Linked DNA regions of Homo sapiens: region 2 is linked to region 1. A link is an interaction called in ENCODE POLR2A ChIA-PET data of the cell type or tissue named here. Cell type or tissue: MCF 10A. All regions are shown on one strand. Each heading gives the region's core, and the rest is flanking DNA. Links, peaks and the distances in the headings are about the cores only.

Region 1 (4,389 bases), core at 83-4,082:
CTGGAAGGATCCTCTTGGCTGGTATGGACCATTCAAGCCAACCTTTACATATGCTATTCCCATCATTAGGTCAGGACTGGATGCAACCACTGACGAAAGGGAGATAGTTTCCAGGCAGCATCTACCCTGGTGCCCTCCCTTCTAGGACAGAGTATGTGAAGGACAGCCCTGTCCCGGGATTTCCTAACCAGCACTGGTTACAAGAGGTGGGTGGGGAAAGTATTAGGACCCCCCATGATATCCCAAAACCCCTACCCAATTGTACTCCATTGTAAACATGATAATAATAATACGCTTGAAAAAGACAACTGACATTTTCTCGGTCTTGAATATGGCAAAAATAAAATCACCTGTAGAAAACTTTTTAAAATCTATTTTTATGATCTAAAATGGACAATCTAAGTTAAAAAAACAAACAAAAAGTATGCTTGCCTTAAAATCAGCTTCAAGACAAGTCTCTGGGCACCCGCCCTGGCCCTGGCCATTACAGAAATTTTGGAGTTGCCACAGCTTCCAACCCTCCCCTCCCGGGGATGGAGTTTCTGACCTGTCGGCGCAAGAGTTGTACTTGACCATGCTCAGCATGGCAGCCATGATGAAGAACATCAGGATGGGGTCAAGGAGGATGTACTGGGACAGAGTGAGGCATCCCGTGTCTGAAAAACATGAGCTCGCTGGTGAAAAAGCGAGGTAAGAGAAGGGCCCCCTGAAAACCAAGCACCCCAGTAGTAGGAAACAGTCCCTCTTGCCACTTAATTGAGTGTAAGCACTTGTGCAGTCAGGACTAGAGTCAACACTGAGTCATCAGGGAGGTAGAAGGCCACAGCTCTGGGAGACATCAAAGCCCAATGACAAGAAGCAGTAACTCACACTGCCTCTAGGCCCTCAACCCAAGAGAGGATCATGTCATTCGCTCCCTCAGACCAGCCCTGAGACAAGGTGTCATCCTCATTTCCACCATCAAAAAGGGAGTCCTACCACTCTGCTCATGTAACCGCAAACTATCTACACCTATGATAGAATCTTATCATTTTACATGAAGTCTCTCTTGGGGGTCGATTCTCCAGACAGATGGCAGAGTGATGTTTTTTAATTTAAATCCTTAAATCTCATTATGTCATGCCCCTGCTTAAACCCTCCAATGTCTTCCAACCTCACTCAAAGTAAAAAGTTCTCATGACAACTGCCAGAGTCTGTGCGGTCTCCCTACCCATCTAACCTCATCTCCCAACACCCTCTGCCTCACTCACTCTGCCCTTTCCACGCCAGCCTTCTTACTGTGATTTGAACCCACAGAGGTCCACACCAGAACTACAGTACATGCACTTCCCTCTGCCTGAATGCTCTTCCCTCAGATCCCTGCAGGGCCTGATCCTTTGTCTCACTCAGGTCTCTGCTCAAAGCTCCCCTCTCAGAAGCTCTTTCCTGACTATCCTGTCTAAAATAGTACTGATCTCCATTATTCCATCCCTTACACTGCTTTATTTTCTACACTGCACTTGTGGCTTAGGACATCACATGACAGACTTATTCATTTACTTGTTTATTTACTGTCTGCCCCACGATGAGGTAAGCTCAATGAGACCAGAGTGACTCATCAGTGTATCCTCTCAGACTAAGAAAAGTGGCCGGGAGCTGGGTAGGTGCTTGAGAAATAACTATTGAATGAAAAGTACATAAATGACTAAATGAATGAATAACTGAAGATGGAAATTCAAGATACAAGGAAAAAGCCACCAGTCCTCTATAGAGAAAGCCAATAATCTTGCAATCTATCTGTCAAAACAAAGCAACATATCTGTCAAAGCAAACCCCTAAAGTACCCCATTTAAATTGGTCTAGACTTCTTTAAATGTTAAGCTCCACAAGGTCATGAATTCACTTTCATAGGAACAAAGCTAGCAACAGGATCAACTTCTACGATGAACTCTCATTTATCCATGTGAAGATTATTATCCAAGTTCCCATTTTGCTATCTCTTGCCACCCAGCTACTTCTGCATTTACCTTTATATTCAGTTGAAATTAGTTAAGGAATGCAAACTAATCTTAACTTAAGAGAAGCAAAATTAGAATTATAAGCTTCCTTCAAAAACACACATACTCACATACAAATCTATCTTATTACCCATTCCAAACTCAACCGTGAATAACGTGGAGGTAAATCTATTCCTTGGGATTACCCACGCCGATTCTCCCCTCCAATAATATAAAGGCTTGTTATATATAACTATTGATATACATTAAGTATTACTAGTGAATGAGATTTGTAGTACATTTTACCCAATCCTAAAATTAATTGAACTGGACCCACATATAGGGCCCTTGAATGTACTGATTTTCAGCTACATTCACGGAGTGGCAGCCCATTTCCCAAAAGCCATGGTATGGCTAAGACAACTTACCAAAGGTGAGGAGGGCAGCTGTGAGCAGTGCTGCCGAGAGGGACTTGGACAGATCCAGTACAGTGAGGTAGGCAAAGGGGACCAGCCAGGAGCCAAGGAATGCACAGAACTGTGGGAGGAATAGAGAAGCTGTCAAATAACAAGCTGAGCTAGGTCAGCGACCTACTGGACTCAGTACAACCTAACATTTAAGACAGGGGACCTGATGAAGGCATGACTTTGGTGACCTAAAGTCACCTAGGATATCTATAACTAAGAAAAGAGTATTGTAATAGTGAAGAGCCAAATCAAGCAATATATATGTTCCCATTAAGCAGCAACTTGTGCACTGACATGAAATCAGCAAGTTCAGCCAGGAAGGTGTGGGTAGGAGACAGGGAGAAAAGCAACCAAGTAGCTACACACCAGGAATAGAGAGAAGGGAAGAAAATGAGTGTTATTAACACACAGATAGTAATTGATAGCCATTAGCTTCTATTACACAACTGTAGGTACAAGTTGAGAAAGACCCCTCTGAAGGTATTTCAGAGAATTTTAAGGAACCCCTAGTTCTTTTCTTCATTTACACCAGAAACCAGTCTTTAATCTACACAATGTATGTATTTTGATTTTGGGAAAAGGGATTGCTTGATACTTCAGTAGCTGGATACCTGTTTGGTTTTTTGTTTTTTTAAGCTGCTGGCCCTCTTCCATCCCCTACCTGTCCATCAAAATAAACAGACAAGCCAGAAGAATGGGAAATTCTCACGTTTGGTTGTCACATCCAATTATGTATGGTATGTGGTGTTCAAAAGTTATTAGGAAGACACAGAATCACTTAAGAACAAGAACTTGAGGGTAGGATATACTCCTTGTTTAATATACCACGATATAGCCATGCAAATCATCTAACGATGAGGCCAAATAAGCACACAGCCATTTATTTAAATGCTGTGAAATCCTCAAGGAAAGGGGCTTGTAAATGCAAACTTCTCTGAGAGGTCCACACTGGAGGTCAGCTTCTGCTGGCTTCATTCAGCCACACGTTCAAGGTTCCCAAAGAGTTGGGTGTTAAGGCCCTGCCATGTTCCATCAAGGCTGGTGCTGTAAATCAGGACACAGAGGGACTGCAGCAGACATTTGGCCTCCCTTCAAATAAGGCTGGAAAACTCTTTCTGTGTGCCTGAAACCTTCATGGGGAAAGACACAGGAACATGGTGACAGGGTGTGGGGATGCCAAAATCTTCAGAAAAGGCTCTGAGATGTAGGCAACACTCCAGCAGCTGTGGCTGTGAGGGGAGGAGCAGGCAGCGTGCCAGTGCATGGAGGCACTGCTGGGGCTGCAGGAGACTCCTGATTGCCCGGGTTCCAGGCTGTTCTCCAACCTGAGGTCTGACAGTATACCGGGGCAGGGCAGCAGGTGACAATGCGTGCCTGCTTCTATCTATGTCATCTCTGTATTATTTGCAGCCTCCTCTTCCCTTCTTCCTCACCTCAGTTCTGAGTATCTACACCACAGGGGAGGGTCTGATCATCCTCCCCTCTCCTCACCACCCAAAGTCCCTTTATTTGCACCTGCCACCACGCCAGGGCTGCTAACTATAACATTTCTGGTTTAGTGTGGCCCCAGGGTTCAGTCAGTCCATTTCAAGTCAGGAAGCCTTACTCCTCTCATTCCCATGTAGCTGTGATGCTCATATTTATCCCCAGGCTTCTGGAACAAAAAGGTACCATCATATCCACTCAGGTAGCCAGCAAGACCTATCAGCATCTGAGGAGAGAAGAACAAACAAAAAGATGAGAAGCCTTTGGGAGAAGATTCCTCTGTCCTCTGAACTTCCCTCCAGCTGCACCCACAGACTTTGGGTTCCCTTGACAACTGTCCATAGAAAATGTTGCCAATGCAACATTTTCTCCTGCAGCTGCCACAGAGCAAAGAATCTTTTGTCTACAGAGCTCACTGCTTGAAACAAATCCTCTCTTGTATTATGGCCGAGGTCTAGGAA
Region 2 (4,389 bases), core at 241-4,240, 120 kb before region 1:
GCAGCGCTCCAGGAAGATGTGTTTTCCCTCAAGAAAGGGTCCATCTCTTAGCACCACCCTCTGTTATCACCTTATCCTTGTTCTCTCTCCGGCCCCTGTCCCTGGGAGAAATGGGCTACATTCCGTCTATTGCCCTTAGAAGTGAACTTTCCCCTTAGAAGTGAATTCACCTTGTTCTTCTCCCTGGGACAGATGACCTTCCCTGGAGGGAAACTGAGGCAAGGAGAGAGCGACATTTTAGAGCCAGAGCCAGATGAGGAAACTGAGGCACAGAGGGTGGAGTGAGTTCTCCAGGTATCTTACCTACATGCAGGTCTTCTGACTCCCCAGCCACCAAAGGGCAGACTGGAGGGGCCTCTTCCTGTCTTCTCTTCGCACCCCACAGTCCCAGCGCTGAGAAGCTGAGGCTGCAAGGGCCTCCTGATGGGTGTGGAGGAGGTCGGTGACAGGGAACAGCACCAGCATTTTCTCCTCCTTTAAGATATGTTTTCTAGTTTCTTGGGAAGGAAGCAGCTTGAAGACGGGAAGTGAAGTCTCTTGGTTACCTTCCCATCATGCCCCCACAGGGATACACAATTTCTGTGGGCCTATCGGAGCCAAAAACAGGCATCCCTCCTGCCCGAGTGCCAGCAGCTGTGAGCATAGCCAGGGAGTGGGGATCCACAGGTAGAGGGACTTCATTTATCTCCCTGACAGCATCTCCGGATCGGGGGTTTGGGCCAGCACCGGTTTACTCCAAGTGAAAGGAGTTGCCATGTGCCTGGCTCATGAATTGCTCCTTTTCAGACACCCTCTGAGCACAGAACCCCTGACGCTGGCCCCTGCTGGCTTCACAGGAGCCTTGGGTTGCATGATGACCACCAGGAGCTGCTGGGGTGACCTGTGGGAAGGGATGGGGTTCCCAGTAAACCAGATGAGAACTAGCTGCTTGTGGGGTGACAATATAGCACCAGAGAGGAGAGGGCCCACCATACTGGAGGGAAACCACATGGTATGTGTCCCTCCCAGCTAGCAGAGAAAGGGTCAGGCCTCAGAGAGGCCCCGTGGTGAGAACCAGACTTAAAGAGCAGAGAGCTGGACCGAGTGCCTCTATCGGCAGGCACTCTGCCCTCAGCATCTCTACCTGATAGCTAGGCATGAAAACACCTTCTCCAGATGGGTGGGAGGGCTTTGGAAACTTGTCAAGTGTTTATTACAAATGGGAAGTATTATTCCTGGAGTCTCTGGTCTAGGTGGAAGCCATCTGTTTCCTGCCTTGATGGGGGAAACATGGTCATTTCTTCTTCAGAGGATGCTCTCTCCCTCTGCGGCCAGCCTAGGGCATCCTTCTAGGCTGGGAAGGCAGGTCAGCCCTCCCCAGCCCGCTTCAAGTTGTGCTTGGGCCCTTGAGGAGTTTCATCCCCTCCATCCCCAGCTGCCCATTATAGTTAACATATTTAACAGGATGTTCACCCCCGAAAATGCAGGTGTCTAGTGGCACCGTGGAGCTTCCTACAGGCCTGTACCCTCCCCACTGCCTCAACTCTCGAATTCCACGACCTCTGCTCTGATTCTTCCTGGGAAGAGGCGGGTGGAAGAACCATAAAGATAATGGGTGTAAAGTGCTGGGAGCTGTTTGCACAGAGCGTCCAGTTTGCAGGAACCCACGTGGTGCTCAGGCCATGGGCAGGCTCACACTGGGAAAGGCTGTAATGAAAGTGCTCAGAGGAAGTGCTCAGCTTCCAGTGAGATCAGCAGCTTTTAGTGCCCTGTTTTGCCTGAGGTGGGGCCCCAATGCTCACTCTTCTTTCCTCTCGTGGGAGAGCAGTGGTTTTCACAGCTTACACATCAGCATGGGTGGTGTAAATGGAACTCCACATTCTTGCCCATGAGTTGGCTGGTGCAACTCCTGCAAGGTAGGGTTACAGGAGGAGCTGAGATGAGAACGTGGGCAGCTCACGAAGTATGGTGTGTCCTTGCTCTAGATCTGTCTGCATTGCTTAGGCCCAACTGAGGGTGGCTCTTAAGAAGAACAACGTGTGGCCAGGACTCCATGTTCTGTGTTTCTAGGGCAGGATATGTACTCAAGCTGCCACATTCCTTGCCAACACCCCTGGGGCTGGTGCTGAGACATGCAGAGGCAGAGTGGGCGGGGAAGGGGCGCCTCATTGTCACCTCCTGCCTCCTTGTAGTCATTAGTAATGCTCCCCAAAGGGAAACCGAAGCATAGACCTGCTTAGAAAGCTAGGACTAGGACCCAAGTGTCCTGGGCTCCCACCTTCTGCTTTTCCCAGCCTTTCACTCTGCCATTTGACACGAGCACCCTCAAGATGAGATGGGAAGAGCTGGGCTGGAGGTGAGTGAGTCATGCCCAGCCCTGTGCCTGTAGACCTTCATTCCTGCCAAGCCAGGGCCTCTGGTGTCCTTAGAGGATCAGAGGCAGAAAGATCAGCTTCCAACAGGAAACCAAACTGTCCCCTCCCCATTACTGAGTGGCCTGGCCAAGGAAGGTCCTGGAGGCAGAAGCCTTCTCCTCACTCTGGCTGAGTCTTCTCAGAGTTGTGCCCAGCAAGGTGCATGCTGGCCTCAGGCCATCGAGTCCCAGCAGAAGAGCAAGTGACCCTAAGGTCTTTGGAGAGATAGGTGGGCAAGATGGAGCTGTGGCCAGTCCGCTGGGATACAGCTGTCCATTGGGTTTTGGGTGTTGAGGACTCATTGCCTTAGGGTGTCTGAGTGGCAGTGATTTGGCCATAGGGTAGAAACACTACAGAGGGCAATGGAACATGCACCCAGGGCCCTGTGGGGAAATCAATCCTGCTTTGATGGGGGACATGGAAGCACAGAGGACCTGTCATACATGGACACGCTGCCTGGGGGAGTACTTGGGAGCTGCGTTCCCACCTATTTCATTACCTGCTCACTTCACTTCCGTGAGTCTTCCATTTGCAACATGGTGAAGCAATCCCCTCCACACAGAGCCACTGGAAGGATGAATGGGAGGAAGCGGAAAGGTGCCCAGCTTGGGGCCTGGTGACCAGGAGTCCCCTTCTTTCCATTTGCTCGTCCCTCTGCTTGCTGAGTGGCCAGCTGTCCAGGGACCCCTGGGATGGCGACCATGTTTTGTTGTTGTTGTTTTTTTTTTTGAAACAGAGTCTCGTTCTGTTGCCCACTCTGGAGTGCAGTGGCACTATCTCGGCTCACTGCAACCTCTGCCTCCCAGGTTCAAGCGATTCTCCTGCCTCAGCCTCCCGAGTAGCTGGGATTACAGGCGTGCGCCAACACGTCGGCTAATTTCTTTGTGTTTTTGGTAGAGACAGGGTTTCGCCATGTTGGCCAGGCTAGTCTCAAACTCCTGACCTCAGGTGATCCACTCATCTCAGCCTCCCAAAGTGCTGGGATTACAGGAGTGAGCCAACGTGCCCAGCCAGACCATGCTTTTTTGATGACACCAAACAATGTTCAAGAATGGCTGACCAACAATGTCGACTGCTCCAGGCACTGTTAGAACTGAACTGTCACCTTCAAAAATGCTTCAGGCCATGCATGGTGGCTCATGCCTATAATCCCAGCACTTTGGGGGGCCTAGGAGGGAGGATTGCTTGAGCCCAGGAGTTCAAGACCAGCCTGGGCAACATAGAAAGACCTTGTCTCTACAAAAAAGTGAAAAAATTAGCCAGGCCTGTAGTCCCAGCTACTCAGGAGGCTGAGGTGGGAGGATCACTTGAGGCCAGAAGGTTTAGTCTGCAGTGAGCTGTGATTGCACCACTGCACTCCAGCCCAGACGACAGAGCAAGACCTTGTCTCAAAAAACAAAACAAAATAAAAAATCAAAAAGGCTTCTCACATCCCTGAGGACCTGGCAGAGGGGGAATCTTCTCAGAACCAAAGGGGTGTGTGTGTGTGTGTGTGTGTGTCTGTGTGTGTGTGTGTGTGTCTGTGTGTGTCTGTGTGGTGTGGGCAGGGAGTGTCCTTTCATACAATGAGCAAGCTGTTGCTGGACCAGGGATCCTTCCTTGGCTGGCGCCTCATGTGCCCAGGCGTGTCAACTAGGCCTGGCTTGGGGAGACCTTCTCAGGCAGCAGAAGAACAACAGCCTGAACAATAAGCCTGGCTTGAGGCCCTGGAGCCACTCAGCAGCCTCACATTCTCTGTCATTACTCTTTAATCCTCTCCACGCCTTGGGAGAGAAAGCAAGTCTGAGTCACCCGCTCAATAGGTAAGAAAGCTGTGGCTTGAGAGGTTGTGACAGCTGCAACCACACTCACACACCAAAGCAGCAGAACCCAAACTGGGGCCATGGCCAGTCTGTGTCCAGGGGAGCCATCTGTGTGCCGTCCTCCCAAGCACAGCTGACACATCCTGAGCTCACCTCTTACTGCTGGGGCTGGTGGTTTTGCTGAAGTTGCTTGA

Evidence for each region. ChIA-PET counts read pairs that join two places held together with the same protein. Peaks named below come from ENCODE experiments on the same cell type or tissue, not always from the same donor. Only the 100,000 strongest peaks of a DNase experiment are listed, where the experiment ranks them.
Region 2: POLR2A ChIA-PET joins it to region 1 with 5 read pairs; 3 of 35 experiments call an interaction of 5 or more read pairs at or near these places.

What each region holds. Positions count from the first base shown.
Region 1 is chr14:77,302,288-77,306,676 of GRCh38, forward strand. It overlaps POMT2 (protein O-mannosyltransferase 2), which reads right to left. Exons shown (of 21, transcript NM_013382.7): 3 at 4,050-4,154; 4 at 2,405-2,513; 5 at 548-656. Among named protein-coding and RNA genes, the nearest start is that of POMT2, 16 kb to the right of the region's middle. RefSeq lists enhancers at 711-1,212, 1,213-1,712. In MCF 10A, for the core only: no CTCF peak of the experiment used is centred there; DNase peaks (open chromatin) are centred at 824 and 1,584.
Region 2 is chr14:77,182,908-77,187,296 of GRCh38, forward strand. The region is part of intron 1 of TMEM63C (transmembrane protein 63C); the gene reads left to right. Among named protein-coding and RNA genes, the nearest start is that of TMEM63C, 3.3 kb to the left of the region's middle. In MCF 10A, for the core only: no CTCF peak of the experiment used is centred there; DNase peaks (open chromatin) are centred at 2,094, 2,344 and 4,164.